Linked DNA regions of Homo sapiens: region 2 is linked to region 1. Evidence: read pairs that join two places in POLR2A ChIA-PET (ENCODE). Cell type or tissue: Caco-2. All regions are shown on one strand. Each heading gives the region's core, and the rest is flanking DNA. Links, peaks and the distances in the headings are about the cores only. Region 1 has its middle 25 kb from the start of CPT2. Region 2 holds the start of PODN (podocan).

The links. Peaks named below come from ENCODE experiments on the same cell type or tissue, not always from the same donor. Only the 100,000 strongest peaks of a DNase experiment are listed, where the experiment ranks them.
Region 2: POLR2A ChIA-PET joins it to region 1 with 7 read pairs; 4 of 35 experiments call an interaction of 5 or more read pairs at or near these places.

Annotation. Positions count from the first base shown.
Region 1 is chr1:53,164,839-53,178,470 of GRCh38, reverse strand. No RefSeq gene overlaps it. Among named protein-coding and RNA genes, the nearest start is that of CPT2, 25 kb to the left of the region's middle. In Caco-2, for the core only: no CTCF peak of the experiment used is centred there; a DNase peak (open chromatin) is centred at 1,518.
Region 2 is chr1:53,058,001-53,070,491 of GRCh38, reverse strand. PODN (podocan) reads right to left here and starts at 8,279. Exons shown (of 11, transcript NM_153703.5): 1 at 8,184-8,279; 2 at 325-691. The coding sequence starts at 636. RefSeq lists a silencer at 8,114-8,301. In Caco-2, for the core only: no CTCF peak of the experiment used is centred there; no DNase peak of the experiment used is centred there.

The sequences.
Region 1 (13,632 bases), core at 11-2,510:
TGATTTATAATAAGAATTTTTTTTGTTCCTCATCCATGGTTCCTGACACAGAGCTCCTAAAACACTTGTAATCTGCAATGAGAGTGCTAGGTACATCTTTTGTTCTAATATTTTGTCTTTGACCCCAGTTTCTGACACAAAACTCCTAATCTCTTGGAATTTACTGGGTGATAGGAGTGTCTTTGTTCTAATTAGGTGACTTTTTTTTTTCTTTCGAGATGGAGTCTTGCTCTGTTGCCCAGGCTGGAGTGGAGTGGTGTGATCTTGGCTCACTGCAAGCTCCGCCTCCCAGGTTCATGCCATTCTCCTGCCTCAGCCTCCCAAGTAGCAGGGACTACAGGCGTCCGCAACCACGTCTGGCTAATTTTTTTTTTTTTTTTTGTATTTTTTTTAGTAGAGACGGGTTTTCACCATGTTAGCCAGGATGGTCTTGATCTCCTGACCTCATGATCCACCCGCCTTGGCCTCTCAAAGTGCTGGGATTACAGGCGTGAGCCACCATGCCCAGCCTACCCAACACTGTTTTGAAGAATTCTCCATGCTGCTCTGTGTACATCTAGTCCATTGCTTCTGCCTGCTGTCCGGAATTCCACAGGCGCATCCACTGTGGTTGACTTATCCATTCCCTGGTGGTGAAAACCTCCAATATCTCTCCTGTCTGCTACCACAAACACCACCACGACGAATATCCTTCTACACATCACCGTATACGCCTTCTGGGATATAATCCAAGAGCAAGATTGCTGGGTCCAAGGGCATGTACAATGTGGAGATTATGGCCCCAATTTTAGAACTGAAGAAATGATGCTTAGATTACACAAACAGCACTTGGGGATTCATTTCCAGAGTTTCCGCCTCCAGATGCTGTGCTAGTCCCAAGGTGTCAGCCCACCTCAGTGAATAACTAAATCTGGTCCATTCAGTGCAACAATTAATTTCCCTGCTATGTAGACCTCGCATCTCAATAATGAACTGAGATAAACTAAAGGGATTGTCTAGACATCTTGGCATGACTGTGACTTGAGGAACTCTTGCTTCTTTTAATTATTGACACTCTCTCACATGTTTCAGCAGAACACAGTTACAAGCATGCCCCATGTCTATTGTCTTACTCCCCTAACAACCCTATGAGGTAGGAATGATCATCATTTCCATTTTACAGCGAAGGAAACAGAGGTTCAGTATCATTTATTTAGCTGTAAAGTGGCAGGGCTCAGAATCAAATGCAGGCCTCTGAATCCAAGTCTAATGTAATTTCCACCACTCCAGTGCTGGTAGCCCAGGAAAATAAGCCTGTTCCCCATAGCCAGGCACTTGGATGAGATCACAAAAGCTCAGAACTTTGAGCCAGCTGTTTGCAAACCCTGTCTGCAGATGTTTGGCATTCAGCAGGGACAGCCCTGGCCAGGAAAGGGAGACAGCCCAGCTGGCACACAGAAGGGAGAGGGGCATGGTACCAGGGATGGCCCCCTGCACAGGCAGTCCTGGAACTGCAGAGCTCCATGCTGCTGTCAGTGGGTGGCAGCAAGGCGCTGTGGCCTTTTCCAACGATGGGACTACCTGGCTTCTCTCTCCTGGCTCTCGCCCCAGACACTGAGAAACATTAGTGGTGGCAAGAGAGAAACAAATGCCCTCTGCTTTTGAAGTCTTCCCTGGCAAACCCCTCTAGCTGATTTTATTCCGTTCTGTTTAGTTTACACAGCCCAGCATTTTCACAAACACACTTCCATTAGACAAATATTTGCTCTCTACTCTGCGCCAGACAAGTGCTCAGCAACTTGAGATTATGAAATGACTAATTTCACGAGCCATGAGTTACTAAGCAAGATACTTATACCCTGAGCCAATGATGATACGATATGATACGATAGTACCTGCCCCAAAGGTGGTTGCAGGGCGAGCACATGCGCAGCACAGGGCAAATGCTAGAGGAGCAGTATTTGGTAGTATTACTTGATGTAATAAAGGAAGAAAGTAGTAAATAGAAAATATGAAGGAGCACTGGGAAGGGAACAATGAACTAGCTCTGGACAGAGCATGGAGGTGGCAGTAGATACCACTGAGTAGGGAGACGGTATTCAGCTGCAGGATGAGATGTTTCCTGGTGAAGAGGCACAAGGTAGCAAAGGGAAGAACATGCATAAAATAAAGACGTTCCCTCCCTCTGCAAAGAGCCTTCACCAGGGCTTCTTTCCTCCCCTCTGTGGCCAGGACGTGGTTGCACTTAATCCGTTTCCAAGCCTCTCTTTCCCTTAGATTCTGAGCTCTTTGAAACCTGGGACTGCGTGTTCCGCCCTTAGCACAGGGTTGTACACAGTCAGCCCTTATTAGAGATTTTTGGTGAATGAAATACAAGAGGTATAAAGGAGCATGGGCTCTACAAGTAGTGGGGAAGGGTTTGCATGCCTGATGCATAGAGCAAATGCTGGGAACGAGAGGGATGAATGCTGAGAGTTAGACCGTCAACTGTCCCATGCTATTGGCTGGGGATTTCCATGGATGGCTCGGATTAAGGAGTAGCAGTAAGAGAGAGAGTAAATGTGGGAAGTGGGAAGGGTTGGCCACTACACAGATTGATGGGGACGGAAGCTGGAGGAAGAAGTCAAGGATAACACTTTGCTCCATCCTGAACTGGCTTCCTGCTCTTGAATAATTCGCCATGTCTGCCAAGAGGGCACAAACATTCATTCGAATGAGGCCCCACACATTCTGCTGGAATTGATTGGCTCCCATCTTGGCAGGGGAACAGAGCCAACAGGATGTGTACCTATACCTAGAAAAAGAAAGGTCTATTTTAAGGAATTGGCTCATGTGATTGTGGAGGTGCAAGTCCAAAGTCTGCAGGACAGGCCAGCAGCTGGAGACCCAGGGAAGAGCTGCAGATCGAGCCCACAGTCAGCCTGCTGGCATCATTCTTCTTGCTTAGGGGAGGTCAGTCTTTGTTCTTCAGCTTATTAGATGACACTCGCCCACGTCATGGAAGGCAATCTGGTTGACTCAGAATCCACCCATTTAAATGTTAATGTCTTCCAAAAAACACTTTGACAGAAACATCCAGAAAAATGTTAGAATGTTTAACCAAAGATCTAGGCACCATGGCCCAGCCAAGCTGACATATAAAATTAACCATCACAGACAGCACTCTAAGAATTCAGCCATGTCCCTCACACGGACAGTCAGTTCATCTGCAGCTGATCTGCAAGCGTGCTTTCTCTCTCTCTCTCTCTGATATCTCTATACCCCAACAGAGTCACTATAGGGAAAATTCCTGATGTGGGGGTGGTTACTCCCATGCTGTTCTTGTGATAGTGAGTGATTTCTCACGAGATCTAATGGTTTTATAAGGGGCTTTCCCCCCTTGCTTGGCACTTCTTCCTGCCACCCTGTGAAGAAGGTGCCTGCTTCTCCTTTGCCTTCTGCCATGATTGTTAAGTTTCCTGAGGCCTTCCCAGCAATGCAGAACTGAGTCAATTAAAGCTTTTTCCTGGCTGGGCGCTGTGGCTCACGCCTGTAATCCCAGCACTTTGGGAGGCTGAGGCAGGCCGATCACGCGAGAACAGGAATTCAAGACCAGCCTGACCAACATGGTGAAACCCTGTCACTACTAAAAATACAAAAATTAGCCGGGCATGGTGGCATGCACCTGTAATCCCAGCTACTCAGGAGGCTTAGGCAGGAGAATTGCTTGAACCTGGGAGGTGGAGCCGAGATCGTGCCACTGCACTCCAGCCTGGGGGATAGAGCGAGACTCTGCCTCCAAAAAAAAAAAAAAAAAAAAAAAACCCCACCTTTTTCCTTTATAAATTACCAGTCTCAGGTATTTCTTCATAGCAGTGTGAAAACGGACTAACACACCATCTCCAGCCCTGTTTTGCCCACATGAGCCATGCCACCCCATTTATCGTTCTCCTCACATTCCCAGAGTCAGACACATCTGTAAGGCAGCAACTCACGAAAACTCCTGAGAGTATGCAGGGAGCAAATCCTCTCCACTCCTGGGTCCCCTCAAGTTCCAGGGGAACATTAACCTGTGTCTCCTTGGCCAGGGATGGAAGGGCAGGGGCAGGGAGCCGACGGTATTGTTCAAATGGTGTGTTTTGAAGAGAATTAAATACAGAGATTATTTATGAAGGTGTGGGCAGGGTGCGGGGAAACCCATGTCCAGTGCAGTATCCCTGAGCTAGCTAGTAACGTAGGTGCTGTTACCACCCGCAGCCGCCATGACCAGAGCCATAGGACCTTGGCAGAAGGAAGCCCCGGAATAAATACCCACCCTCACTTTCCTCCTGCCTTCTTTGTCCTGTTACTGTTCCCCATGATCTGAATCCAACCAGAGGCACTGGTCAGAGAGGCCCATTGATGTGTTTATAGCTCAACTTCCCGGGGCAGAGAGCCGAGTGGAGAGGGTGAAGAGGGAATGTGGAAGGCGATCCTGAAGCTATCTAGCCAGGCAGGGTAGAGGTCCCTTCACACTCACATCTGGAGCTCTTACTCCTTCTCCAAAACCTCCCACCTGTCTCCAGCTCAGAGCCGAGCATGATGACAGGGGACGGGGAACTTGTTCTGCCTTTTCATTTCCTCCTTGAAATATCTTCTTTCTTATACCTGTAGGCCTAGACCAGGCAGCTTGTCCTTCAGAGCTGAGTATTTGCCATCTGTTTCAAGCTGGCCCATTTCTGGCATCTACCCCTGGGGCAAACGGTGGCCTCCAGGTCAGCCATCTCAAGTGTGTGTGTGTGTGTGTGTGTGTGTGCGCGCGCGCGCGTGCGCGTGCGTGCGTGCTTGTAGGTGAGTGTGTGTTAGAGTGTGTGTGAGTGTGTGTGAGTGATAGTGTGTGTGAGTGTGTGTATATGAGAGAGGAGGAGAGGAGAGGAGAGGGGAAGGGAGGGGAGGGGAGGAGAGGGGAGAGGACAGGGAGGGGAGGGGAGAGGAAGCAGGAGGAGAGGAGAGGGAGGGGAGAGGAGGAGAGGGAGGGGAGAGGAGGAGAGGGAGGGGAGAGGAGGAGAGGGAGGGGAGAGGAGGAGAGGGAGGGGAGGAGAGGAGAGGGAGGGGAGGGGAGAGGGAGGGGAGGGGAGGAGAGGGGAGAGGAGAGGGAGGGGAGGGGAGAGGAAGCAGGGGGAGAGGAGAGGGAGCATTTTGGTAAACTTCTAAAATAACGAATCCCTGAAAATGGTGAATTTTTACTGAATATTTCCTGTGTACCAAGCACAGCACAGCTCCTTTAGTCCTCCCCTATCTCCTTCAGTGATGTTGTGTTTTTCCTAATTTACAGATGAGGAAACTGAGACTTCAAGGGTCCAAATATCTTAGTGTTCTTGAGCCAAAGGTGCTGAGTGAAGGAGACATGGTCCCTGCCCTTGAGGAGCTGGCAGTCTTTCTGGGGAGACAGATGGTGAGCAGGTGAGCAGATGCACGGTGTGGTAAGTGCTGTCACGGATGGGTGAGACACCATTCGGTGCACAGAGGAGGAAGTGATTTTATACCAGGGGTGTGTCCATGAGGACGTCAGAAAAGAGGGGACATTTGTGTTTAGGCTTAAAGTCTTATTTGGGTCACTAGATGGACCTAGAGGGCACTCCAGGCAATGGGAAGAGCGTGCAAAGACACAGACAAAAAAGGGCATGGTGTTCTGGGAAAATGGTGAGAATTCCATTGTGGATGGAGCAAGGGAAAGAGGGAGGAGGGGAGGAAAAGCCGAGGGATGGAGGCAAGGAGAACAGTCTTGGCTTTTATGTTAAAATAAATTCTCATGGCAGAATTCTTGCTGATGTGCAAATTCAAAATTTTATTCAAAACATAGGCTCTGTAGTGATCAACCAAAGACCCACACTGGAAGTGTTAAGTAAATTTCATCTGTTCAGTCTGTCCAAACACAGCTATAAAAAGAGCTAAACAGGGCTTGAAAAGGATGTTTTGAATACTTAAAAAAAAAAAGTGGAGTCAGAAGAGCATTTTGCATTTTCTAGGAAGATTGACTACTCTGTGTTTTAGGAGCAGTGCCTGCCACTATGCATGGTTAACTGAGCTGGAGGACCCTGTGCTTCCCGCACCTCACAGGCGGAGCAGCCTCTCAGGAACCCCTTCCGAGGCTTCCACCTGTGGGCATGCTGCTTTCTCATCACTGCTGCTGCTGACCTTTCTCCCCAGCAACTACCAAAAGCCCTTTTATCCACAGTCTAAACAACCAAGAGAATCAAGGAACCCCACAGAAGGAGGATGAGAGCAGTCTGTACTCAATTTTATGATCAGTAAATAATAAGAAGACAAGCTCCTGCTGGGCACTTAGTTCAACAGCAGCTCCCAGGTTGCATGTAGCCCCACCACCAGCATTGTTCGACTTCTGCATCTTTTGTGTGGCTCGCCCTGTTCTGGGCACTCAAGACATTTCACAACAATATCTGCAAAATTATAACATGTCATCTGCATTTTTAAGATGCATTATGGACCAGGCGTGGTGCTGGGAGTGCTTTGGGAGGCTGAGGTGGGAGGATCACTTGAGGCCAGGCGATCCAGTCAAGCCCAGGCAACAGAAGAAGACCCCATCTCTACAAATTTTTTTTTAAATCAGCTGGGTGTGGTGGCACAAGCCTGCAGTCCCAGCTATTTGGGAGGCTGAGGAAAGATGATCACTTGAGTCCAGGAGTTGGAGGCCACAGTGAGCTAGGATCATGCCACTACACTATAGCATGGATGACAGAGAGAAACTCCTTATTTAAAACAAACAAACTGACAAAACAAAAGGGAAGCATGATGGTGTGCCAGGTAGGGGTCTATTTGAAGGCATTTAGACTGGATTCAGCCAGTCAAGAAGTTCAATTAACCAGAAAATTTCATTTTCCAAAGAATCAGAATAACCAGGAGTTCATTGGAATCTCCCTGAAGGTCCTCCTGGATTTATTCCCACAGACTTACCCTACGAGCTTGGAGCTGCAGCAACATTCTTCACTTCCAGGAGGCGCAGGGACCCCTGGCATCATGGTGCTCTCTGGTCTTCAGGGATGGGGATGTGTGCGGCAGCTCAGGCTTAGGCCTCCTCAGATGCACAGGCTGCTTGTAACAAGGGCCCAGCAATGGGTGCCGGAGGCCGAAACCTGTGCACATTCTTTTGTCTGAAAGTCATAATCAGCCAGGCATGCAAAGATGTTGTTCGTAGGGGATTTATTCCAGCCGTGTATATTAGAGCAAAAAATCAGAAACAAACTAAATTTCCAACCCTCAAGGAATAGTCAACTACATTGTGGAACAGTCAGGTAATGTACTATAAAGCAGCCACTAAAAAAGGCATTGGGAAAATTTAATTATTCATCTGAAAAGATGTTCATAATAGATTAAGTTAAAAAGCAGTATATACAATAGCTAGAACATAGACACAATCCAAATGTCCATTGACAGGTGAATGGGTAAGCAAAATGTGATCTATACATACAGTGGAATATTATTCAGACTTAAAAAGGAAGGAAATTCTTTTGTTTTTTTAGACAAGGTCTTATTCTGTCACCCAGGATAGAGTGCAGTGGTGTGATCTTGGCTCACTGCAGCCTCAGCCTCCCAGGCTCAAGTTATTCTCCCACCTCAGTCTCCTAAATAGCTGAGACCACAAGTGTGCCACCACACCCAGCTAATTTTTGTGGGCTTTGTAGAGATGGGGTTTCAGCATGTTGCCCAGGCTGGTCTCAAACTCTTGGACTCAAGGGATCCTCCTACCTTGGCCTTCCGAAGTGGTAGAATTAACAGAAGTGAACCACCATGCCTGGACTCTTTTTTTTTTTTTTTTTAATTAAGAGACAGGTTCTCACTCTGTCACCCAAGCTGGGGTGCAGTGGCGCGATCATAATTCTCTGCAGCCTAAAAGGAAGGAAATCCTGATATATGCTACCGCATGGGCGAACGTTGAGGACATTGTGCTAAGTGAAATATGTCAGCCACATAAGGACAAATATTTTATGATTCTACTTATATGAAGTACGTAGAGTGGTGGCATTCAGAGAAAGTAGAATGATGGTTGCCAGGGGCTGGGAGGAGGGAAAATGGGGAGTTATTGTTTAATAGATGCAGAGTTTCCATTGGAGAATATTTTTAAAGTTCTGGGCCGGGCACGGTGGCTCACACCTGTAATCCCAGCACTTTGGGAGGCTGAGGTAGGTGGATCACTTGAGGTCAGGAGTTCGAAACCAGCCTGGCCAACATGGTGAAACCCCATCTCTACTAAAAATACAAAAATTAACCAGCCGTGGTGGTGCACACCTGTAATCCCAGCTGCTTGGGAGGCTGAGGCAGGACAATCGCTTGAACCAGGGAGGTGGAGGTTGCAGTGGGCCAAGATTGTGCCATTGCACTCCAGCCTGGGCAACAAAGTGAGACTTTGTCTCAAAAGAAAATACAAAAATAAAAAAATAAAAATAAAGTTCTGGAGATGGATGATGGTGATCGTTGCATAACAATTTGAATGCACTCAGTGCCACAGAACTGCATGCTTAAAAATGGATAAAATTGTAAATTGTAAATTTTATGAGAAAGTATTTTTTTTTAATTTCACAATGTATTTTTTTTCTTTGAGACGAAGTCTCGCTCTCTTGCCCAGGCTGGAGTGCAATGAATGGCATGATCTCGGCTCACTGCAACCTCCGCCTCCCGGGTTCAAGTGATTCTCCTGCCTTAGCCTCCTGAGTAGCTGGAATTACAGGCATGCACCACAACACCCCACTAATTTTTGTATTTTTTAGTAGAGACGGGGTTTCACCATGTTGGCCAGGCTGGTTTCGAACTCCTGACCTCAGGTGATTCAACTGCTGCGGCCCCCCAAACTGCTGGGATTACAGGTGTGAGCCACCACGCCTGGCCCACAATGAATTTTTTAAATTGGCAATGATTGTATATATTTACAGGGTACAATGGAATTTTTTGATATATGTATACATTACAGAATAATTAAATCAACCTAATTAAAATATCCATCATGTCACATATTTGCATGTGTGTAGTGTGATTTGATTTTTTATTTTGATTTTTATTAGTGATGGGTACACTAGAATCCCAATCCCCACCATATTGAGCTTTGCCAAAATATTGAACATTGCACACAATAGGGAATTTGTCAGCCCACCCCCACTTTGTAGTTCCTGCTGTCTGTTTTCTCCACCTGTATGTCCATGTGTACCCATTGTTATCTCCCATGTATAACTGAGAACATGGAATATTTGACTTTCTGCTTGTCAGTTAGGTGTAGGGAAAAGAAAGAGAGATCAGACTGTTACTGTGTCTATGTAGAAAGGAAAGACATAAGAGACTCCATTTTGAAAAAGACCTGTATTTTAAACAATTGCTTTGCTGAGATGTTAATTTGTAGCTTTGCCCCAGCCACTTTGCCCCAACCTGGAGCTCACAAAAACACGTGTTGTATGAAATCAAGGTTTAAGGGATCTAGGGCTGTGCAGGATGTGCCTTGTTAACAAAATGTTTACAAGCAATATGCTTGGTAAAAGTCATCGCCGTTCTCTAGTCTCAATAAACCAGGGGAACAGTGCACTGCGGAAAGCCGCAGGGACCTCTGCCCTTGAAAGTGGGGTATTGTCCAAGGTTTCTCCCCATGTGATAGTCTGAAATATGGCCTCATGGGATGAGAAAGACCTGACTGTCCCCCAGCCCGACACCCGTAAAGGGTCTGTGCTGAGATGAATTAATAAAAGAGGAAAGCCTCTTGCAGTTGAGATAGAGGAAGGCCACTGTCTCCTGCCTGCCCCTGGGAACTGAATGTCTTGGTATAAAACCCGATTGTACATTTGTTCAATTCTGACATGAGAGAAAAACCGCCCTATGGTGGGAGGCGAGACATGTTTGCAGCAATGCTGCCTTGTTATTCTTTACTCCACTGAGATGTTTGGGTGGAGAGAAACATAAATCTGGCCTACGTGCACGTCCAATCATAGTACCTTCCCTTGAACTTAATGATGACATAGATTCTATTGCTCACGTGTTTGTTGCTGACTTTCTCCTTATTATCACCCTGCCCTCCTACTACATTCCTTTTTACTGAAATAATGAAGATAATAATCAATAAAAACTGAGGGAACTCAGAGACCGGTGCCGGTGCAGGTCCTTGGTATGCTGAGCGCCGGTCCCTTGGGCCCACTGTTGTTTCTCTGTACTTTGTCTCTGTGTCTTCTTTCTTTTCTAAGTCTCTTATCCCACCTGACTAGAAATACCCACAGGTGTGGAGGGGCAGGCCACCCCTTCACTTAGGATAATGGCCTCCAGTTCCATCCATGTTGCTACAAAGGACATGATTTCATTCTTTTCATGCTGCATAGTATTCCACGGTGTATGTGTACTATATTTTCTTTATCCAGTCAACCACTGGTAGACACTTGGGTTGGTTCCATGATTTTGCTAATTTTCTGTAATGTATATTTTACCACAACAGAAAAGAAAAAAACCAATATGTATGTTTCTGCAAAACAAAAAATTTAGACATAGAAAAATATTTGGGAATATAAACTAAAAAGTTATTTCTCAGGGTTGGATTACGGGGAATTTTCTTTTTTTTTTTCTGAGATGGAGTTTTGTTCTTGTTGCCCAGGCTGGAGTGCAATGGTGCAATCTCAGCTCACCACAACCTCCACCTCCCGGGTTCAAGTGATTCTCCTGCCTCAGCCTCCTGAGTAGCTGGGATTACAGGCATGCACCACCACGCCCAGCTAATTTTTTGTATTTTTAGTAGAAATGGGGTTTTGCTGTGTTGGCCAGCCTGGTCTCAAATTCCTGACCTCAGGCAGTCCACCTGCCTTTGCCTTCCACAGTGCTGGGATTACAGGTGTGAGCCACCGCACCTGGCCTATGGGGTATTTACATTTTTCTTAGTTTTTGACAATGAACATGTATTACTTGCAGCATTCACTTTCTTCATTGAAGGAGATAGGGCAAGATAGGCACAAACTGACTCGGCCTGTCCCCTAATGGGCAGTGGTTGGAAGGAAGAGTGCAGCACCACCTGCATGTGTCAAAACAATCTTCATTACTGGGCAGATACTGATTATCCCTGATGGGACCCCACCTGCCTGGACAGAGAGCCCACACCCATTCTTCCACCTTCACTCATGTGGACACTCAGACAACAGCAAGTCCATGGAGAACCACAGAAGCTGTGAAGTTTCCAGATCTCTCATGAGTCTCACTACTGCCTTGCGCTTTTTCTATCCATTCTCTCCCTTATTCACCTGGACAACATTAGTTCATCGAAACTCAGCCCAGCTGACACCTCCCCCGGGAAGACTTCCCTTACCCTCCGAGCTATGTCTAGAGTCCCGAGCTGTCTCTGTGCAGTACATATCCCACAGACTGAGCTCCTGGAGGCAGGGCCAGAGCTCAGCAGCTGTGCAGCCTCGGTGCCCAGCCCAACGCCCAGCCCAGGCAGGAGCTCGGGTTGGCTGAACTGAACAGAAACTATCTTGTTCCTGAGATGTAGCTAGTTTCTTGATAGAGGTCATCCAGTGCTAGCAGCTCAGTTTCCAACTCCATTTTGAGAATTATGGCCAATAATTTGTTTTCCTAAAGCAAAAAGGAGGTGAATCATAAATCCGAGTGGTTTTTGTTTGGCGGACTTTTTCTTTCTTTCTTTTTTTGTCCTTTTTGAGACAGGGTCTTGCTCTGTCACCCAGGCCAGAGTGCAGTGGTACAATCACAGCTCACTGCAGCCTTGACTTCCCTTATTCAATGTTTAGCCTTTAATGCAAATATCACAAGTGGGTCATTGATTATTTTTAAGGGGAAAGGTAACTTTTTGGCAAGCGACTCATGTCCACACACACCCCATATTTGAATTTCATTTGTCAGTGATTCTTACCTGGACTTGAGCTGCTCAAGAGCTGGGAGCCCACCCACTGCATGCCACGTAGTAGGTCTTCGCCCGTGTGCCAATCATTAGAGACACTGGAGCCCTGAAAGCTGCCGATGTTGCCCTGTTGCCATTGGCTTTCACTCTTTCTTGTGCTCTTGCCACATGCCAGGCATTGTTGCAGGTGCTGAGGAGGCAGCAGGGAACAAATCCTACAAAACACGAGCCCACCCCTCCCACCAAACAACACTTACAAACTCTTACCAGAAGCTGGGCCCCATAGACTCACCCATTTTAAAGAAGAGAAAGAGAGAAAGGAAGGAAAGCCTGCACTGCAGGACTCTGGAACAAGTGTGGATTAGGACCCAGAAGTCTTCAGTTTATTTTGAGCTTTCTGGCTGTGTGACTTTGGGAAATCTACTTGACCTGTCACTACCTCAATTTCCTTATTCATAAAATAGGAATAATGACAATATCTGATAAGATTGAGAGAATTAAATTAAACATGTAAAGTGCTTAGAATAATGCCTGGCACATGGTAAACAGCCAGTACAAATTACTATTTATTGCGGTTGCTGTTATTACTAACCCAGAGTAGGTCCTGTAACATCTCAGCTTTAGTTTCTTCTCCTGTAAAGGGAACAATACTAACACCTCCCTCATAGGTAAAAGTCTAATGAGATGAAGCAGGTGAAAGCACTTTATCAACTGGGGTTATAAACTAGGTACTCACAGCCTCCAGCAGCAAGCCACTCAGGGAATCCAGGGAGATAAGGGGTAGGAGGCAGAAGGTGTCCAGGAGTCATGGGGTTTGGGATCAGGAACAAGCAGCTGACTCTCAGCTCCAGCAGTTGTGGTCATGCAGATGTTTCCAATGAAGCCACAAATCCAGATTTTTATGTAAGATCCCTAGTTTTTAAATGTTGGCAATTAAGCCAAGTTTTTGTAAGTCACTTTGAGTGCCAATCAATACAAAGGTGCCGCCAATTCGTGACCTGTTATAAACTTTTACAACTATTACTTAATAAACCAAGGGGGTAAACTACGAACGTAGCTGATGCAATAACTCAACTGAAAAGCCGAAAAATAACTAACATTTCATTCTCCCAGTGGCCCTAAGAGACAGGCATTAGCATCCCCATTTTACAGATGAGGAAACTGACCAGAGATGGAAGGTCACAGAATTGCTGAATGGCCAATGGGGCTGGATGCTGTGACTCTGTGACTCCCTAACCCAGTCTTTTTTCACTCTGACTATGCAGCATGATTGCAGCACAGTGTCCTGAGCCCTCAGGCCCCACAACTTCACTGCAGAACTAAAATGCAGGGGAGCCAGCATCCAGACTCATTGTCCTGCCCTGCTCCACAGCGGGAAAAACCTACATGAAGACCATTAACCGCAACACCAATTTATTTTATTTTTTTGAGACAAGGTCTTGCTCTGTCACCCAGGTTGGAGTGCAGTGGCACAATTACAACTCACCACAGGCTTGACCTCCTGGGCTCAAGAGATCCTCCTGCCTCAGCCTTCCAGGAAGCTGGGACTACAGATGTGCACCACCATGCCCAGCTAATTTTTTGATTTTTTGTAGGGATGGGGTCTCACTGTGTTACCTAGGCTGGTCTTAAACTTCTGAGCTCAAGCAATCCCCCTACCTCAACCTTGCAAAGTGCTGGGATTACAAGCATCAGCCACCATGTCTGCTGTGGGTTTTTGTGTTCCATCATTCAACATCTGAATTGCTCCTTGCCTAAAAGAGCTGCTAGGCCATTAAGGTGTCTTTTCAGCAAGGCTTCCAGAT
Region 2 (12,491 bases), core at 249-2,748, 110 kb after region 1:
GAGGGTCAGCTGCTGGGCAGGTCTGTGTCCATTTTCAGACAGAGCCTGGCTCGACTTACTGGGCCCAGCCTGGACTCTAAGTGAGCAAAGTGGGTTTTATTGTACTATCACAGTGCTCCGTGACTGGGACATCAGGAGAGTGTCACCTGGTGCGGCCAGGGCCCCAGAAATCTGACCTGCCCCAGCACCCTGTGGTTGGGAGTGGAGAGCCGCACATATTGGAGGTTCTGGGTGAACAGTTTGCTTGGAGTGTCAGGGTTCTGGGATGGGAACCAAGGGTGTGTGGGACAGCCCCCGTGACCACAGGTGCAACGCCGACCTCACCTGCAGAGATAGGTGGTTGGTGTGCTCAGGCAGGTCCCCCGGGAACTCACGCAGGTCAATACCGCCACAGTCCACGACGCCCTCCTGGGAACAGGCACAGTCTCGGGGGCAGCTGACCGCGGCTGGGCCAGGCCCGGGCTCCTCAGGGCTCAGTACCAGCACCGGCTCCTCCTCCGCAAATTCGTTCTCTTCGGGGCTCAGGCTGTGGCCGCCACTTCGGCCAAATCCTGGGGCCCTCACGGCAAGCACAGGTCCCAGGTGCAGCTGTGGCGGCAGCAGCAGCAGGAGCAGCAGCACCCGGCTCTGGGCCATGGTGCCTGCAGGGGGTGCCGAGTCAGATGCGCCTGGGCGCCAGGGCTGACGGAACCTGTGAGGTACAGTGGACACAGCTGGGGCCCTCGAAAGTCATGACGGGGCCCTCCCGAGCACAAAGCAGGGCCCACTCTGGACTGTCCTCAGAGCCCAGCCGATGACTGACTGCTGCCCTCCGCACCTGCCCAACCCCCACCAGGCTGCCCTCCAGAGGCGGGGGACGAGGTAAAGCCCTGTCCTCTGGCAGGTCTGCAAAACCTTCTGCAGCCTTCATTCAGCAGGCTTGGCCCTAAGGAGTCTGTACCCCTATTTCCTAGAAGGGGAAGCTGAGACACGACCTGGACTGTGCTGAACCCTTGCTATCCTGGCACTGGCGGTGTGGGAAGACCCCCTGCCTCCTCCAGCAGCCACAGGCCATGGTGAGCCAGCACTGGCAGGGTGCGTCCCGGCTCTCCAGCTCGCCATTCTCAGGCCTTCCTGACTTGGTCCTGACTCTCTTCCAACTGTCCCCTCAACTGCCCCCAGTTCTACAGGACTATTGAATAGCTCCTCCCTCCAGGCCTTTGCACATGCTGTTCCTTCTGCCTAGAGTGCCCTTCCTCTGTCTTGTGCAATCAGCATTTTCTTTTCTGGGAACCAATTCCAGTGCTATGAACATGGGAAGAGGGGGAGCAGCGGGACACTGAGATGCCCCAGGGCTCCCCATGACTGTGTTCACCCAGAGCTTAGCATTAGTTGGGTTGGGTTTTGAATAGCAAAGGTATCTTCTTCCCACAGAGAGCTGTGAGCAACTCTCTGTGTCTGGGTATAGGTCAAGCCCAGAGCCCAGCACAGAGAAAGGATCAGCGACTACAGCTGCTGCTGCCCTCATGGCCTCCCATTCCTGATGTGTATCCCCTCAGCTGCCCTCACCAGGGCCTGATGTGCTCAGTGACCACTGCCACCTGCCAGAGACCACTCCCTGGCATGGCCCCGGGTCCAGCAAGGATGGGGTACAGGGGATGATCTCAGGCCCATAGAGGAAGATGCTGAAAGATGCCATTGTCCCAGCAGTCCCGTGGCGTAGGCTTGGCTCTTGGTGGGTTCCTGGTTTCTGTTTACAGGGACTCAGACATCTCTGGGCTCTGATAAGACATGCTGGTAGCTCAGGTTCACTGACTCTCAGGTCCCACAAATCCCAGTTTGAGTCCCACCTCTGACCTTGCTGAGCCTCAGTTTCGTTGTCTGTACAATGCAGATAATACATCTAAACACACAGCTTCTGTGGAGTAAGATAAGATGCAAAGCACCTGGCTTTTAGGTGATGAGGTGATAAGGTGATGCAATTAGGTGATGAGCTGCTGTCACCACTGCAGCAATGACACACAGCAACATGCTGCACTAAGTGAGCAGCAGGGACAGCGGCAAGGACCTGCTGTGGATGCCTCCAGCACGGGGGACATTCACTCCTGAGCTGAGTGGCCACAAGCACTGGCTCAGGCTGAGCCTCTCTCCCCATCACCAGATCAGAAACCATGACCATAAAGCAGCTAGAAGGGTCTGGCAAGACCCTGGTCCTAGGAGGGTTTTGTAAACTGGGGAGCTTGACAATGATGTTAATGACTGGAGCTAGCGGCCTGAGCTGCAACCTTGGCTCTGGCCTCAGCTCTGGCTCTTATGTGACTACAATCATCTAAACCTCAGCTTTCTCCCCCATCCTTGGGGATGATAACAGCACTGTCCTTATGGGAAGACTGAGAGGGGTCAGTGAAATGCATGTACTGCACATAGTAAGTGCTCAGTAAACGTTAGCTTTTCCTGCCACTAATTGTCTGTTCCATGGGCATGGTCTGCACCCCTGCCACACCACTGCTCACTCCAGAATCCTCTGCTGCTGCTCCTTTTCCTTCCCTTGTCTAGATCTTGTAGATCTTGCTGGGCTTTTTTTTTTTTTTTTTTTTAAGACAAGGCCTCACTCTGTCACCCAGGCTGGAGTGCAGTGGTGCAATCATAGCTCACTGTAACCTTGAGCTCCGGGGCTGAAGTGATCCTCCAGCCTCAGCCTCTCAAGCAACTGGGACTATAGGGGGTCACAACCGTGCCAGCCAAATTTTTAAATTTTGTGTAAAGATGGGGTCTCTCTATGTTGCCCGGGTGGTCTCAAACTCCTGACCTCAAGTGATCCTCACATCTTTGCCTCCCAAAGTGCTGAGATTACAGGCATGAGTCACTTGGCCTGGACCTTCGTTTGGGCTTTCTGACCCAATCCCAGGCCCACCTCCTCCCAGAAGATGTTGCAGACATCGTAGCCGCCTCTGAGTTCCTGCTGCCCTGTGGTGGCTGTGGGAGTTCAGATACCACTTTGTCTCACTTGGTGGTTCACCCAGTTCTCTGAAGTAAGGGCCTATTTGTGCCTGGGCCTGTACTGGGCACTGGGGACACAGGTGAGGTGGAAAAGATCCCTGTCCTCCATCTGGAGGGGACAACAGACCCCGGTACCAATAACCACTGCCCACCCAGACTGGGGGTGAGGGGGCAGCGTAAAAGGGGTCCCAAGGAGTAGGAGGCCCTAGAGGAGACAGGAGGGGTGGCAGCCAGGCTTGCTTGACCCTACAGATCCACATGGTTGATGGAGACTCAGGTCTCAGCCACTGGCCCGGCAGAGAAACAGGGAGCCCGGCACACCTGCAGCTTCCAGGCTCCAGGGATCAGTCGGCAGCAGCAACTGGCTCCCACAGCAGCCCAGCCCTACGCTCACTCCACCACACCCCTGCTGCCCCTGCCCCTGACCCAACATCAGTCTACAGACCATCATTCCCATAGCACATCATAAACTCCACGGCCAGCTCAACAGCCATTAGCCACTTGCCCATCTGACCCCACTGTAGTCCGGGGTTCTAAGAGCGAGAGTGTGGGCACAGGCCCAGGTCCCAAATTCAATCAGGGCAGAAGGCCAAGGAGAAGAATCCAGGGGAAGGAGCTCTGGTCTCACATATCCTGTGCACATACCAGGCAGGCTGTTCTGCCTCCTCGCCTTCCATTTGGTATCTGTAAAAATCTGTAAACTGCATCAATAAAAATATTGAATTTATATTAACATTCTGCACCGTACTGAAAATGTTATCATCACCACTTTACAACTCAGGGAGCTGAGCCCAATGGGGTCAGCCAGTGAACAGCTGTTAAGTGGCAAAGCTGAGCTCCCAGCCCACGTCATATCAACAATGCTACGCTGCTCTCCCCTAGGCCAAGCATGACAGGAAGCAGGGGACCCAGACAGAAGACTCAGCGTGGCTTCTGCCCTTCAGAGGCCCACAGCTGCACCGTTCACTCCATTAGCCACTGGCCACATGTGGCTACTGGGCACTTGAAATGTGGCTGGTCCACATGGAGATGTAAGTGTAAAATGTAGTGTCCATAGATCTCAAAGATGTCGTACAAAAAAATAATGTAGGATACCTTATTAATATTAATATTAATGACATCAAATCCCATTTATTGTTATATTGATTACATGATAATATTTTGAACAGGTTAAATAAATGTTACCAGTTTCATTTTACTTTTTAAAATGTGGCTTCTGACTAGACAAGGTGGCTCATGCCTGTAAATCCCAGTGTGGGAGGCTGAGACAGGTAGATCACTTGAGCCCAGGAGTTTGAGACCAGCCTGGGCAAGATGGCGAAACTTCGTCTCTCTAAAAAATACAAAAAATTAGCCAGGTGAGATAGCATGCACCTGTAGTCTCAGCTACTCAGGAGGCTGAAGTGGGAGGATCACCTGAGCCCAGGAGGTTGAGGCTGCTGTGAGCCGTGATCGCACCCCTACACTCTAGCCTGGGTAACAGAGTGAGACCGTCTCAAAAAAAAAAAAAAAAAAAAGACCTCTAGAAAATTTTGCATTGCATATGTGGCTTGCATTTGTGGCTCACGTTACATTTCTATTGGACAGTGCTGGTCTGCAGCATTATGTATAAGCTGAGTATTATAATCCCATTCTAAGGGATGACTACCAGGCAAAAGGGAAAGGGTCATACAAGCAAGGGGGTCAATGTGTGCAAAGGCCCAGAGGCAAGACAGTTCACACTCACAAGACTGTCAGGTGGGGGATAGGGACTAGGAGTGATACAAAAAGGCACAGTCGCCACAAGCCCAGGCCACAAAGGAGAGACATGAAGGGCAGGTTAGGGAGTGTGGTCCTTATCACTGGAAGACGAGGACCACTGAAAGGCAGGAGCGTGACACAGGCAGGTTTGTGGGTGGACACGAGGGTGCGCAATTGGGACAGGTGAGGGCTAAGGGGCCTGCCCCTGGCAGAGAGAGAGGTGCTGGACTGCAGGAATGGAGGAAGAGGTAAGAAGGACAGACAGGGCTTGGAGAGTGGTCCCTCCAGCTTCGCCAGCCACTCTCAGGGCTGTGAGGCACTGGGAAGGTCCAGCCCTACTACCTGGTTTGCCGTGTGACCTTGGCCATACCACTGACCCATCTGAGTCTAAATTTTCCAACTTTCTTTTTTTTTTTTGAGACAGGGTCTCCCTCTGTTACCCAGGCTGGACTGCAGTAGCACAATCATGGCTCACTGCAGCCTTGGGCTCCTGGGCTCAGGTGATCCTCCCACCTCAGCCTCCCGAGTAGCTGAAACTACAGGCATGTGCCTCCACACCTGGCATCTGGCTAATTTTTTATTTTTAGAAATGGGGTCTCACTATGTTGCCCAGGCTGTTCTTGAACTTCTGGCCTTCTGCCTCGGCCTCCCAAAGTGCTGGGATTACAGGCATGAGCCACTGTACCCAGCCTTGCTCTTCTAAGAATGGAGCAAGATAAGCCCCCCAAGGCCCCTTCTGTGTACCCAGCCATGTGGGAGGTGTGTGGGGAAGAACAGGGGAGCTCCCTGGTCTCCAGGAGTTTCAAGTCCACCTGGTGAGGAACATCTCAAACCCCTGGACAGCGGGGAAGCTCAGCCAGCAGTGAGTGTTTCTCATATGGAGAGCTTTAGAGACAGAAGGGCATGGGTTCCAATTCTGACTGCTGTGTAAGCCTGGATGAGCCACTTTACTGCTCCGAGCCTCTGTTAACTAGTCTAAGAAATGGAGTTGGGAGCTACTTGTGAGAATTAAATGAAATAGCAGTCTCAGCCTGTCACCGCTGGCATCAAATAGGTGTGACATACCAGGGGTTACTGTTACTGAGAAAGTAAGTGGGACCCACTGTCTCCCCTGACCACTACCAGGGAACCAAACCTCAAGGCCCAAAGTGTGAGGTTAAGGTAGGACTAGAAGAAGGAAGGGAAAGGGAGCCCCAAATCAAGAGGCGGATCCTCAGCCCTCAGCACTACCTTCCTTCTCCACTCAAAGTCAGTACAAATCAACTGACCACCTGCTCTGTGCTGGGCCCCAAACAGCTGCATCTTATTGACTCTAATAGAAATCCTGGGACTACATGTTCGTCTTTCTATTCTGCAGATTTGGAGCTCAAGCACAAAGGGCTGGCATTGCTGCCCATCCCTAGAAAGCTCCTGCTGAAATGCCCCTGCTCAGGGAAGCCTCTCCTGCCCCCTTGGCTGGGTTAGGGTGTTTCTGGGTGCTTCCACAGCAACCTTGGCTGGCTTTATCCTTCAAGTCTCAGCTGGGCCTCCCCTGTCTCCCCAAGCATGGAGTGGGGGTGCTGGGGAAATGTTTGCTGAATGAACGACTTTGTGAAAGGCAGAGTTGGAAAAGATCTAAAGATCTGCAGTATGATCTGCTCTGACTCCCCCAGTTTGCAAATTAGTGTGTTAAAGCCAAGGCCAAGAGTAAAATGTGGGTCTTCTGACTCCTGCCCAGAGCCTTGAGTTGGCCTTGAAGACTGAGCGGGAGTTCTCCAAGTGGACGGAGTGGGAGAAACAGCCCTCCAGGCAGAGGTAGAGTGTGATCAAAAGGTAGGGGTGGGGCTAGAGGAGAGGGACGTGTGTTTAAGGAAGGGTCAACAGGGCGGGAGGCCTGGGTGGCCAAGGGCCTCCACCGCCATGCTAGTGTTGGTGATAGGGACTCATTAAGGGTTCCAAGCAGGACACGGCCAGCACTCGCATGTATGACTACACCAAGCCTAAAAGTGCCACCATTAGTAATCCCCTATCCTAGACTCAGACAGAAGGGATAAAGTGTGCTCCCACAGATGACATGAAAACAGTCGTGTGACTCTGACATTTCTTAACTTGCACTCTAGGCTAGAGTAGACTGGGTCTTGGGCCCTAAGAGTGGACATGAGGGAGCAGAACCCCCAGAGCAGTCCCCCCTGGTCTTTCCCAGGGCAGTCCACGGGCTCTTCTGAGTGACCTACCTCGGAATGCTGTGCGCCTGCAGATCAGCCGGCCTCCTTGCTCACCATGAGCCCTCCTGCCTCGCCGCTGCCTTCCCAGTGTGGAAGGTTTCTATATAAAGGAGGGATAGGGGACGGGACCACCCAGGGGCTCTCCCGGTTCACACCAGTGGCGCCTCGTGGAGCAGGGCAGACCACAGCTTCCCCTTCCCTGGCCAGCCGGTAATCGAAGGGCAGACAGGTCAGTAATTCACTCCAAGCGCTGGGTGAGCATCCTCCGCGCCTCCCGGACCAGCTCAGTCAGTGCCGCGCGCACCGGGGCCGGGGTGCTCGCCCCTTGCTGCCGCGCCTGCTCCTCTCCAAAAGGCTGCGGCTGCCTCTCCTAGCCCCAGCCCCCGAGGCTGCCAGGAGCCTCGCAGCCCCGCCACCACCTCCTCTTCCACCTGACGGAGCGTCAGGTATTCCAACGCCAAGATCTCGTCCCCCGCCCCAGGCCGGGCTGTGGCTCGGGGACCTGGAACCTGGGGCTTCTGCCTCATTCGCAGGAAGGCGCGGATCTCGCTCCTCGCGCTTCGCGGACCCCCACCCCTTCCTCCCTCCAGCTGTCCCGGCTGGGAAGCAGCCGCGTAGACAGATAGACGGACTCCAGACCGCCAGCTGAGACCTTTAGCTCAACTAGTGGTTGGCACTAAGCTGGGGCGGCACAGTGGCCGGGGAAGCCGAGCCCCGGAGGGGACCCACCCGGCGTCCGACGCGCCCTGGGGCCAGACCTCTGCCCCTCTCTGGGCCTCAGTTTCTCTATCTATAAAGAGGTGGAGGTTGGAGTCGCTAGGGGGCCTGATGAGTTGACGTGGAAAGACGCGGGGATACTTCGGGCCCAGGCTCTCATGACAGGGGTCCCCGCCCCTACGCAGTTCCACCTGCCCCCCACATTCCCTGTCGCCCGCCGGCGTCCTCCCACTCCAGCCCCCGCCCCCAACCGCCCTCAGATTCTTTCCAGATGTGCGCAGCGGGAGGGGCCTGGGGACGGGGACCAGCCTCTGCTCAGAGAGGAGAAGGCCCCTGCCTGGGTCCTGACTGCGCAGGGGTCGCACTCCAGAGGAGGAGATCTCCGGCCGTGCCCTGGGTGCAGGGTCCTACAGAGGGGGTGAGATGCGGCGGGCCCGCCCCAGGCAGCTGCTGGAGCCATCCGGAGAGGCGGGGACGTCTGAGTGCGCTGCCCGGGCTCAGCCCCCGGCCCCTCGGCCCACCCCGGCTGCCAGCGCCCTGTACCTGCTGCGCCCCGGCGCCGAGCGGCGCCCCACAGGCCGAACGCGCTCCCCCAGTCTCAGCTGCGCTCCGCGGGCTCGGGCTCCTTCCATTCAAGTCAAGCTGGGCGCTCTCCGCGACGCAAGTTTTGTTGTGGGTTTTCTCCTCCCCGCCTCTCTCCCGCCCCCTTCCCCCACTCCCCACCCGCCCCGGGAGCATCTGCTGGACGCCGGCCTCCTTCGGACACAGGCGTAGGGTCCCCCCAGGCGCGGGCAGGAGAAAGCCTGCCCCTCCCCGCTCGGGACTTGGCCGGTTCCCACTTCCCGGGGAGGCAGAGCCGCCGCACCGACCCCTCTCAGCCCCGGCCGCCGCACCACGCCCCCCGAACCCCCACCCGGGAGACCGGGAAGGCGGGCTGTCTGGTCCGCGACGCTTCCTAGTTCCCAGCCTTCCGCACTGGAACTGGACCCCCTTTAGGCCCCGACACCTGAAAGGAGGGCTGGGGAGAGGGGTCCTTCGACCCAGTGCCTCTGAGCTGTATCTTCCTCATTACAGAGGATGTTGCAACCGCTCCAGGCACGAGTACCTTTCCGTTCACTCTCCCACCCTGGGGTCCTGGGCCGTGGCTAATGGGGCCGCCAGCCAAGACCCTGCTGGGCCTCTTCCCGGAAAAGTTCCCCACGCTCCACCCCACCCTCCACTCCCATCCCTGTTGGCCCTGGGCCCACAGCCTGGTGAGCCTTGAAGAATGGTAAATTGGGCCGGAGTCGGGGACATGCAGATCCCAGTCACAGAGAAACAGGGCGGGTGAACAGTGAGACCTCACACCACCATATTGCTCCCAGGAACTGAAAATGTTTCCAAGTAAAGGAGTATTAACTACTACCAGCTGAAGCAACACTGTTTGGCGCCAGGGGCTTCGGCGGTGGAACAGGCAATGCGGCTGGGCTTAGGTGGTACTTGGCACCTCCACTGTGTAGCAAGCCTCCTCCCCTTACCTGCTCTGGCCTGTGGGCAGGGCATCCACAGCTGCCTCACCTGGCTGTCCTCCCACTGAAGAGGGAGAAGGATGCATAAGTCACACGTGGGACCCCTTGCTCAACCTTAACCTGAATGAATGAATGAATGAATGGCCCCTGTAAAGCAGCTCCAGACTTTTCACTGGCTGCCGCCCCCGTGAGGTTATACCATATGCATTATGCTCTGCTTCACAACTCCGCAAAGGAAGAACTGCTGCTGCCCCACTTTATAGAAAAGAGATGGCCTCAGAAAGGATACTTGACTGAGTAAAATGCCCATTCACTGGCAGAGCTGGGGTTTTGACCCCAGGTTTACCCTTCTCCACAGCCCAAGTTCTTCCCATGATGGAAACAGGCAGGTAACTTGAGCAGGCAAATGTAGAGTCTAGATTTGAACCCAGGACTGTCTGTTTCCATTACACCAACAACCCAAGAACTTAGCAAGAATGGGGAGGGAAAATATTTTGCCTTCTTTGGCCTCAAATTCCAGTCCTTTTGGAGCTCAAACTCACAAGAGTTGGTGTGATTCACAGCATTGGACCTGGACCAACAGAGATGCATCTCGTGTCTTCTCCTGAACATTGAGCCTAGATTCAAGTAGAGCTAAAAGGACAGGATTCTACTAGCTTGAATACTCATGGACTAAAAATCTTTTAGGACAATGAGAGCCAGCACATATTGAGTGCCTAATAAATGACAGGCACCATCCTAAATCCTTAAAATATCTTAATCATCCTAGCCCTGTGGGGAAGATATTCTCTATACTTATAACTGCTAAGGCCAAGGTGTTTCAGGGGCCCGCTACACGGCACACCACACACCCAGTACCCACCACCTCCCAGAGAAATAGGCTTTTCTATGGAATGCTGAGCAAATGCCCATGTGTGCTTTGTGGTTGGCTGCTACTATAGATACAAGCTGCAGGAGGAATCACTTTGAGTGTCTCTGGTGGAAAAATGGAGGCAACCTTGGTGCTCTAGAAGCAAATCCTCTTTCAGAAGGATTGTAAAGGCAGAGTTTGAAATTGAGGTTTCCTGAATCTACTTGTGCTGCTTCAATTCCTTCATGCTGCCCCTCAATTTCAGCTCCTGTTTGATATTACTGAAGTACATAGTGTCAAGTACAAGCTTTAAGCTTGGAGCTGGGTTCAAATCCTAGCTAGGTTCAAATGAATATAAAAATAGTACCTACACTTCACAGTATGTCTAAATTGGAGAATGCAAGTACAGAACTTTACATAGTACCTGTCACATGGTAAGTGCTCAGTAAATGGTAGCTATTACTGCAAAACTATCACCCAGACCTGACCAAATAGCCAGGAAACATTATTAAAATAGAAATGACAAGTGGCAAGAATTAAACAGTAACCTCTGTACTGCCCAGGGAAAGTGCCTTCTAATTCAAAACAATAAGAAACAAGAACACTCCAAAGAGGAGGGAGGAAAGACATACATTGATACGGTAGAGAGAGCTAGGAGTAAAGAACAAGAAGGCTCTCAGTGGGGTTTGATGATGAGAAACAGGAGATGAGGAACAATGAGCTCTTGTTATGCCTCATCATCAAAGAAGAAAATAATTCCTCCTACTTTGAGCTGAGGGCTGAGATCTTATTAAGCAGTAGAGTCCCAAATAGCTATGGCAGCAGCTTGATTTTCTGGACATTTAAGGAATCAAATCACATGGTGGTGTTTGGGGTATATGAATTCCATCTGAAGGACCTTGATGAAGGCAAGACTCTCCAGGGAACAAGAAGAGAATAATGAAAAATCTTCAGTCCAAGTCAAGTACACAAGGAGTCTCCTGGGCTGCTATAACATCTCATACAGACTCTTTATTATTGGAACTTTCTTGCTGTTTTTCCTCTTTCTCCCACTGGATTGTGAGTCCTCCAGGGCAAGAATCTCATGTTCTGCAAGCTCTCCTCTCTCACCCTAAAATACCACTGTGATAGGCAGAATACCCCCCAACCCCGCCCCAAAGATATCCACACCTTAATCCCTAAAACCTTTGGATATGTTACATGATGAAAGTGACTTTGCAGATGTAACTAAGGTTACGGACTTCAAAATAGGGAGCATATTCTGGATTACCCTGGTGGGCCTAATCACATGAGCCCTAAAAAACAGAGAACTTTCTCTAGCTGGAGAGAGAGAAGATGAAGCAGAAGAGGAGGTCAGAGAGATTTGAAACATCAGAAGGACTTGACTAGCTTTAAAGATGAAGAGGGTCATAAGCTAGGGAATAAGGCAGCCTCTAGAAAGTGAAACACCCGTAGGCTGCCAGGAATGGTACAGGGACTTCAGTCCTACAGCGGCATGAAACAGAATTCTGCCAGCATCTGAATGAATGTGGGAGCAGAGCCACCTTCTCCCCTGGAGCCTCTAGATAGGAGCCCAGGGCAGCAATACTTTGACTTCAGCCTTGTGAGACCCAGAGCAAAGAAACCAGTCAAACTCAACCAGACTTCTAGGCTACAGAACCGTTAGATAATAAATTTATGATCACTACTTTGTGATCATTTGTTTCATCAACAATAGAAAATAAAACAAACATGAATAACTAAAACTGGTACACACTTTCCCACACACTGTTTCACTTGATCTTCACAGCAAACATGATGGTATTATTGCCCCATTATTTTGGAAAAGGGGTGCTCAGGGAGGATATGCAACTTGCTCAGGTGACCCAGCTAATGAGTGCTTGAGTCAGAATTCAAACTCAGTCTTCAGGTTCCAACTCCAGTGAGAGTTGTCTCCCACACTGTAGCCAGCCAACTAGCTGTTACCTTAAGCTAAATAAAAATGGATGAAAAAAAGACAAAAAACAAATTCAGACTACTTTCATACTACAAAAACTTGAAGCTTTTGAATTCTCATTTCTTTTGAAGACTGTTTCTTCCAAAGGTATGTCATGTTTCTTCCAAATTAAGTTATGAACCAGTCAGGGTATAAACAAGTAAGCAAAAAGATCTCAAGTCTTCTTTCTAGCATATAGAAGAAAAAAAGATTTTGGTAACTGCAAACGGAGAAACCCTCAAGAGCGGCTGTCAATGAAATACCACTTTCTCCTGTTCAGATGATCTTTCAGCCACTATTAAGGTACATCTCCCACAATGAAATGCCCTGTTTTTGCCTTGTGGGTCTAGAAGCATCTCTGTGGTTGGAGCTTCTAGTCCACTCATGACCGATTTTTATTGTCTGGAAATTCAATGGTATTCAGTCTGAAATTTCTCTTTCTATATTCCTTCCCCTTACTTCTAATAACTAAGCAAAATAATTCCTCTCCCTCTTTGGTCTTTCCATCTCTCGAATAT